Linked DNA regions of Homo sapiens: region 2 is linked to region 1. A link is a contact called in ENCODE Hi-C or POLR2A ChIA-PET data. All regions are on one chromosome and are shown on one strand. The core of a region is the stretch at or near the end of the contact, and the rest is flanking DNA. Distances in the headings are between cores, read along the strand shown.

Region 1 (4,128 bases), core at 343-2,842:
AATTGTTTACATCTTTTTGATGAATTTCTTTCTAAATATCATTGCATAGAACCTGATTTCACTTCTGTATAGCTCAGGGCTTGCTCCTTCTTACCAAAAGCAAGATTTCCATTTGAATACACCTTGCTTCCAAGTTGCCCACTGACCCCACTCTTAACTCCCAGAGTACCCCCTTGGTAGTCTAAACCTGTAAAGGTAATTCCATCCTCCTTATTAGAGTTGAAGATTGGCCGTGTCACCCAGTTCTAGGCAACAAGATGGGATGGCTAAGAGGCTTCTAGGAAGGAGGTACATTGCTTTTCCGGAAGAAGTACTAGAAACCCGCTCTCTCTCACTCACTCGCACTCTCTGGACACAGATAAGGGAGCACTAGCATTAATGTGTTGGCAACCATTCTATGCTCACAAAGACAGCAAGCCCCAGGAGCGAGTGAACCCTCATAGGCAGAGATAGAGGTAACCTGGGGGCTTACAAGCATCAATAAGCCACTGGCCTCTCCTCTCCTGAGCCAACAAGTGTCCTTATCACTTAGGAAAGTTTTTACATTTTCTATGAATTGCCAGTGTAAGCACCCTAACCCATACTGGTTTCTTCTGAAACCACATTACCTGAGACCTTTTCTGGTGAGGATTCTGTCACTGGTCAGTTGTCATTTCTCAGTGACAAATGAGACCACATGCACTAAAGCCCGTAGCCCAATACTTAGCACTCACTAGATGCTCAATAGATGTTAGTTCCTGTCACTTTGTCTTGCTTCTCAGCTTTGATCACTTGCTCTCCCACATCTTCACCATTGCTTCAATGTTTTGTACACTAATGGCCAGGTCCCAGCAGGCCTCCAGATGGCTCAATGGTTAGAAGTCTCACTGCCTAGGAAGTACTGGAACTGGGAACTCCATGATCCACAAACACCAGCAAATGAGAGACGTTGTTTATTAGACTGCTACCATGGCTAGTCACGTCATGGGGGTTCTCACTTTTCCCAGGATTAGCATGAACACCAACACCCAGTAAAATCTGGATTTCAATCATCCAGAGCCAGTTGAAAATGTTTCACTCCTGAGTCATCATTGGCAGTAATCAGTTGTCACATAGCAGATGTTCAAAATAGACTGATTAATAAAGAATTCTGATTATTAGATGATAGTAATAGTGAGAGGAGAGTGAGATGAGAGTGGGCTCATGGTATTGCTAAAGAAGGCCAAGAATGTTGACCAGTAACTTCTCTTGAAAACAGAGCTGCTGTACTTCCCCACTTCGTCTCCCTAAATGGCCTCGTTCCAGGATTGGGCCCATCAGAAATTGAGAAAGAAAGGAGAGAAGGGGGAAGGAAAGAGAAAGAAGGAAGGTGGATAAAAAGAGTTGTGTCTCAAAGTTTCCTGAGCTACAACACTGCCCTAGAATGATCTGTTCTCTAAGGTGTCCTAAGAAATCCTCCCCAAATGGTTGTGGTTTTGTCTTTTTGCTTTGTTGTTTCGAATTCATTCTGATTTGATTGTGAGATACATGAATCTTACAGTAACCTCATGAAACACTTGTGGAGACCTTGGGATATTGTGAAAACATTCTGAGAGCGCTAGCCTGAGAATGCTAGCCTGGGTGGACCACTCCCTCCCGCCTCACCAGTGACTCACTTGGTGACTCAGTGCTTGTCACGCAGAGATCCACTGGGCCCATGTGCAGCTCACCTTCCTCCGCCTACCTTGAGGAAAACTAGGGACTCATTAGACAAAGTGTTCAAACTGTTTTCTGTTCCTCCAGGCATAAGTTATATGTATACAAGGCATTATCATCTCCCACACATTAAGGAGCAGTGGAAATCGGAAGTGGGGAATAGGAGGCTGGGGGCATTGGAGGGGCAATCTTACTTTCACAAAGATGTTAATTGAATGTTACCAGCAAAGCAAAGACCTAGAAATTTCATAAAATAGAAAAGATTCTGATTATTGTTTTCATTATCAAAATTTCTAATTTCTTGAGGACTTTAAAAAAAAGAAGGCGGCCAGGGGCAGTGCCTCACACCTGTAAACCCAGCACTTTGGGAGGCCAAGGAGGGAGGATTGCTTGAGCCCAGGAGTTTGCGACCAGCTTGGCCAACATGGCGAAACCCCATCTCTACTAAAAATGCAAAAATTAGCCGGGCGTGGTGGCATGTGCCTGTAAACACAGCTACTCGGGAGACTGAGGCAGGAGAATTGCTTGAACCCAGGAGGTGGAGGTTGCAGTGAGCCAAGATCGTGCCACTGCACTCCAGCCTGGGCAACAGAGAGAGACTCTATCTCAAAAAAAAAAAAAAAAAAAAAAAAAAAAAAATTTAACCATACGCAGTGGTGCATGCCTGTAGTCCCAGTACGGAGGAGGCTGAGGCAGAAGGATCCCTTGAGCCAGGGAAGTTGAGGCTGCAGTGAGCCATGATCATGCCACTGTATTCCAGTCTGGGCGAGAGAGAGAGAGAGAGAAAGTCTTAATGTGCCAGTGCAAACTTCCATTTCACATATATTAAATCCCCTTTTTACCCTAAAAGACTCTAAAATATCCTGTAATATTTAAATATTTGCACTTTTATTTCTCTCCCATATAATCACCTCAACTTCAGTTTATGCAAATATGTGAAATCTTCAAACATAATAGGAAGCCAAGTTGCTCACAGAAAGGAAACCTATGACAACCTTCATTACTGCATGCCAAAAATGTCAGGCCAATCTACTAATTTACTAGAACCAAGATAAAACCAGCTCAGCCAGCCAGCGCTCAGGAGTTCCCTCTCAAACATATGCAGGGTTAACAAAATATTGAGCCTAAACTCATTTGGAAAATGAGCATGTGTTTTTTTTTTTTTAAGCAGAGGCTGCTTGCTGACCCAGCCTTCCAGTCAAACAGCTAAAACTCAGCTTGTCCTGTTTCCCTTGAGGTCTGAGTTCTAAAGTCCCCTAGTTTCAATACATTTTGCCAGAAATAACTTTAAGGATCTCCTGAACAGGCACCAAAGCTCTTGTAACAATGTAGTCACTTTAAATTAACATCCTAACTTAAAATAACTAAACCTGATTTTTGTTCGTGATCAAAATTTATATTGGAACACCTCCACAGAGGTCAAATTTAACGTATTCACTGACAAACAAGACAAGCAGGGAGGGCATTTACTGACAACCAAGAATTGGAACAGGATGTCAAAAGCAAGGCTGTTTCTGAAAAGAAAATATTAATAGTTTATTTACATTGCCAATCACTGTGGGTTGAACCTAACCCTTAATTAGGCAAAAGAACCAATGGGTAAATCCTCCTCCCCCAAAAGTTTTTCTTTTCCTGAAAGTTCCTTTTAGAAAGCAGCAACCTAGAGGAAAAAGATCTTTAAAAAGGAAAAAGATTATGTGTGTGCCGAAACCTGGAAACAACCAAAATGTCCTTCAATAGGTAAATGGTGGCTCATCCATACTATGAAATACTACTCAGCAATAAAAAGGAGTGAACTATTGATACACAAAATAACTTGGGTAGAATTCAAGGGCATTATGCTGAATTTTATAAAGCCAGTCTCAATGTATCATATACTATGCAATACCAATTAGATAGCATTCTCCAAATGACAAATTATAGACTGCAGAACAGATTAATGGTTGCCATGGGGCTAGGAATGGTGAGTAGAATATGATTATAAAGGGGTTACAATGAGGGAGATCTTTGTGGTGATTAAATAGTTCTGTATCTTGTTGCATCTACACATGCAATAAAATGGCATAGAACTATGCACATGCATTGTACCAATGTCAATTTCCTGGCTCAGATACAGGACAACAATTATGTAAGATGTGATCATTGGGGGAAACTGGGTGAAGGGCACACAGGACCACTCCACACTATTTTTGCTATCATTGCAACTTTTTGCAAATCTATCATTTATTCAAAATTAAAAAGTCAAGAGAAAGCAAGCAAAAAAGGATGAGGGAGGAAGTAACAGAAAGAAAGAAAGAAAAATAAACAACTTGGGATAGATATTGACAACTCCAGAAATGAAAGATGACAGGAAAGTTTGGAGGAGGGGACAGCAGGGTAAATATTAAAGGTTACAGTCAGGCAAGCTGACAACCAGAAACTGTTTGGATTGTAAATTGTAAATGAACTCAGTGG
Region 2 (4,349 bases), core at 303-2,802, 520 kb after region 1:
AGAAATAGGAGTTCTTCAAAGGAGGAGGGATGTTACTGTATTCTTTTGATTTCTCTGAATTTACTAGATTTATTTTCCCCAAGTTGGTGTGAAATTGTTGAGATTGGTCCTTAACTAGAGTCAGACAATTTTTTTTTTTTTTTTTTTGAGACAGAGTCTCACTTTGTCGCCCAGGCTGGAGTGCAGTGGCGCGATCTCCACTCATTGCAACCTCCGCCTTCCGGATTCAAGTGATTCTCCTGCCTCAGCCTCCAGAGTAGCCAGGATTACAGGCACCCGCCACCACGCCTGGCTAATTTTTGTATTTTTAGTAGATACAGGGTTTCACCTTGTTGGCCAGGCTGGTCTCAAACTCCTGACCTCAGGTGATCTGCCTGCCTCGGCCTCCCAAAATGCTGGGATTACAGGCGTGAGCCACCGTGCCCGGCTGGCAATTTTTATTTTTTAGATACAGGGTGTCGCTGTGTTACCCAAACTGGAGTGCCGTGACGTGAACGCAGCTCACTGCAGCCTTAACCTTCCTGGGCTCAAGCGATCCTCCCACCTCACCCTCCCAAGTAGCTGGGACTAGAGCTGCGCTTCACCATGCCTGGCTAATTTCAGGCAATTTTTAATTGTTAGAAAAACTGTAAGGCAACATAAGAGAAGTGGATGGTGGGGACTGCAAATGTCATGTGGCCTAGTGGTATTGAGAAGCATTTTGTGAAGCAGAGAGTGCGTGTTCCGATTCTGTAGGAGCACATGTCTTGGTGTGGGTGTCTTTGCCTTCCTAGAACTTCCTGATGATAAGAAGCCTGTAAACACCAGTGTGTCCGTCAGTATTTGGAATCTTGTTTATTACATAGTCCTCAGGTTCATTGTCAAAAAATTCTTTACTGATGGTATTAATCAGTATTTGGAATCTTATTTATTTCATAGTGCTCAAGGTCATTGTCAAAAAATTCTTTACTAATGGTATTAATCATGCTTCTCACACTCCAGTTTTTCTGGTATGGTTTTCTGTTCCAAATTGACTCCTGTGCTCAGGTCATTAGTTTGGCTTACTAACAGGAGCCCTGACAGCTATATTCAATATTTTTCTCTGCAGTGGCCAAGTAGCCAAGAATTTACTAGTTTAGACACCCACCTCAGTTTAGAAGGTAGGTGTGAGTGTGTGTGTGTGTGTGTGTGTGTGTGTGAGAGAGAGAGAGATAGAGAGAGAGAGAGAATATCTAAGAAGGAGTTAATATTTTAAACTTTGCATTGTTTAACTGGAAATCTGTGTTCTGCCGGGCCGCTTTTATGTGGTGTACCTATAACCTATACACATACTTGTGCCTTTCAAAGGCTAACGCCACATCCCTCCTACTAAAATTGCTTATTAGAGCTAATTTTAAGAATTGAGTTAGAACTGCCCTATAATGTAATGCAGAATATTTCCCAATAATGCCTAGGTTAACAATGATAGTCTTGCTGTATTGTGCAAAAAAGGCTTCTGTTCAGACCCAGCTGGGTTTCAGGCTTAATTCATTGCTCTATGGTGGGATCACCACAGCTGCTGTGGGGCCTTTACAAATGCAAAAAAGCTGTCAGTGTTTGTTTCATCAGCTGCATAAGTGATGAGGCCAAGTTGAGGAATCCATTCCAGTGCGCAGTGTGCAGGCTGTAGCTATTATTGTTTACAGAATTAGTGTGTTGGAGCTTTAAAATAGTTGGCACATCGTCTGCCCTTTAAAAGCACAAGACTAAGGAATGAGACCAGTTGGTTGTCCTTGTAATGTTGGCCGGATCCAGCCCAGCCCTTGTCTTTTAACAGCTACTGCTCCGGGCTGTGCTGTGGGACTTGACTACTCTTTGGAGGAAGTGGGGGTGCTTGCTGAGTTCTTGTCTCTGTAGTTCTGCATCCCAAACTTAGGTTTGCATTAAAAAAAAAAAAACAAAAAAAAACCACGCAGTCATTTAGAGTTCCATAAGTGTAATTGAGATTTAAAGCCTTAATCATCCTCCCAGCCCCAAATAGGTATAGGACTGTCAGCTGGGATTTCAAATATCTGTGCAGTAACATTCCAGATTTGGCTCTGTGAGATTTATTTTGTGAAGTGATACTGCTTTGGGACTTGCCCTCATCTCTCCCCATGGGTACAGAAGTTAAGGCTACTTCTTGGCTGGCAGCCAAGAAGCCAGGAAAGCCCCATTGGACAGGTCACTTTCCAGGCAATTAAGGAGTATTCTGCAGGGCTCTCCGTGAATGCTGTCTTAACAGTGTAAGGTGACCCTCTTCCCCAGGGACCTGATGAGCCCGGGCAGCATGTTCACTTGCTTTTGGACTGGGCAAGCAGGAATCTGGGACCAGCATCATGGTCATTCACAGGATAGTGTGGGATTGTCCCAGCCCCTCCCTCATTTACATTCAGACCCCTTCTCCACTCAGGGGTCTCTGCCTCATGGAAACTGGAGGGCATGGGCGGTGGCTGGTCTGTTACGGTTTTGAAAGTGGAGCTCATCAGGTCTCCTAGCCAACGGGGGTGAATAATTGTGCTTCCTTCCTCCCAGCTGGAAAAGGTCCCAAAGTGCTCTCTCATATTCATAAAAGAGATGGCACGAGGCTTAGTGTCTCCAAATTAAAGGTCAATACTGATCAGCTTTCTCTCAAAGAACTGTCACATATGCTCTCCTGGAGACATTTGTGTCTTCCCATTTTACCTTAGGAAGTCTCTGGAGCCCAGGAAGACAAGTGTGTCCGATGAATCTCCTGTGGTGTTGGTACTGATTAAGCAGAGTTTGGGGATCCTTGTATGGCCCCTCTTTTAAAGAGCTTTTTAGCACGGTCTCTGCCAAGTATATTTTAACTATTAGTTACAATGATCTTCCAACAGAGAGCAAACAACATAAGTAATAGTTTAGAGTTTTACTTCTTAACGTCTTCCCAAATTCCTTCTCTTTCTCTTTCTTACCTGCACCCTGGAATAGTAGTAATGAAAAGGAAAATAGCAAACCGTGAGCTCCATATCCTCTCCCGCTGGGGGAAGGACTAATTTGCAGGGCCTCATAAGGAAACAGCAGTTTCATGGTCATTGTTGTCAGCCTAGCAGCGCTTGGTTGCACTTCCGTTGCTCAACGTGTTTCTCCTGGCTAGGGTGTTTGTAGTATATTTTGAGTTTTAGGAATCTTTCATCAAAGTTTCTTCTGCTTTTTTGTCATTTTAAGGCAAAACATTTTCTTTTGGTAGCTTGAAAGTTCTACACTCTCAATGTTTAAACATTTTTTGGGGGCAGGGTGAGAAACAGCTTTGTGGACGCATATCTGATTGTGTGTGTTTGTTATTTCATGTCAGAGTCATCTCATGACCCCAGGAGACCTCGCCAGTGGCCTGCCTCCTAGAAAATGCACTGCTGTAATAACAATCAGGGCGCCAGCTGACCACTGGTTGTCCCTCAGCCACTTATTAGCTGCATGTCCAGGAGGATCACCAGGCCGTGGTTTAAATTCTCAGTGTTCTCCATTGTAATGTGGGGTGCACGTGCGTCCCTGAGTGGAGATTAGGTGCTCTAATAGGCACAACTGTGCCCCTTTCATTGTAGGCATTCTCTTCCACCTGTATATTAGTATTGCTTCTAGCTGCGTGATCGAGGGTTTGGGTTAATGCTGACATATTGCAACTTACTGGATGGCAAACAGTTAAGTTGTCTTCTTTGGCTGTGGGGAGAGATGGTGAATTCAACACTCTGAAACTCTGAACACAGTGTCCAAAGAGACCCTGGGCTTCCTGGAGTGTTATTCTCTTACTCTCCTAAACTATTCTCCCACTCCCATGAAAAAGAAAATCTTAAAGCGGCTTATCAGTATCTGACATAAGACAGAGTGAGGCCTTTCCTTTTATCTACATAGAGATAGCTCAAAGATCTGCTTGAGGGGCAGCAAAAGGCATGTCAGCAACCACCAGGAAAGGATCCTGAAGCCTAACCAACTGGTTATAAACAGCAGTAGGTGCCCAGGAGGGAACCGATACCTTCTGCAAGAGCATCAGTTGTGAAATGGCCTAGGTACAAGGATGTTCTTAGAATCAGGTTTCAAATTATAGTAACATGTAGACAGACTCTGAATGCTCTGGGAATGGAGTAAGCTGGTTCTAGTGAATTTTCTGGTTGACTGTTTCAAGCCATGGCATTAACTCCTTATGAAGGATATTTTTTGGCTGTCCTGTCTTCAGAAGTCCGGTGTGACGCGCGAACTCAATGGTTGCGTTCCCGAGGACCTTATGGAGTGCTTCCTGTCTGTCTGCCAGTGCTTTGTTACTGTGCACCTCTGTAGATATGCAGTAGGGGGTTTTTGGGTGGTGTGCATGCTGATCCCCAGAGGGTTTATATTTT

What was found. A loop is a pair of places that touch in the nucleus more often than their neighbours do. ChIA-PET counts read pairs that join two places held with the same protein, here RNA polymerase II (POLR2A). Pooled maps may share reads with other maps.
Region 2: a map of breast epithelium shows a loop between it and region 1 (12-fold over the local background). The contact joins two enhancer-like sites. A Hi-C loop is called at or near these places in 1 of 168 maps with a recorded cell type or tissue (breast epithelium) and 4 of 50 pooled maps. POLR2A ChIA-PET finds 5 or more read pairs at or near these places in 3 of 52 experiments (activated CD4-positive, alpha-beta T cell, activated CD4-positive, alpha-beta memory T cell and activated CD8-positive, alpha-beta T cell).

Annotation. Positions count from the first base shown.
Region 1 is chr6:14,742,524-14,746,651 of GRCh38, forward strand. No RefSeq gene overlaps it. Among named protein-coding and RNA genes, the nearest start is that of LINC01108, 460 kb to the left of the region's middle. RefSeq lists an enhancer at 588-1,787. Within about 2 kb of position 1,593, at least 16 of the 41 ENCODE cell types and tissues checked have a DNase peak (open chromatin) inside an H3K27ac peak, as active enhancers do.
Region 2 is chr6:15,263,464-15,267,812 of GRCh38, forward strand. The region is part of intron 1 of JARID2 (jumonji and AT-rich interaction domain containing 2); the gene reads left to right. Among named protein-coding and RNA genes, the nearest start is that of JARID2-AS1, 17 kb to the left of the region's middle. RefSeq lists enhancers at 1,255-1,764, 1,770-1,909, 3,904-4,349. Within about 2 kb of position 1,553, at least 16 of the 41 ENCODE cell types and tissues checked have a DNase peak (open chromatin) inside an H3K27ac peak, as active enhancers do.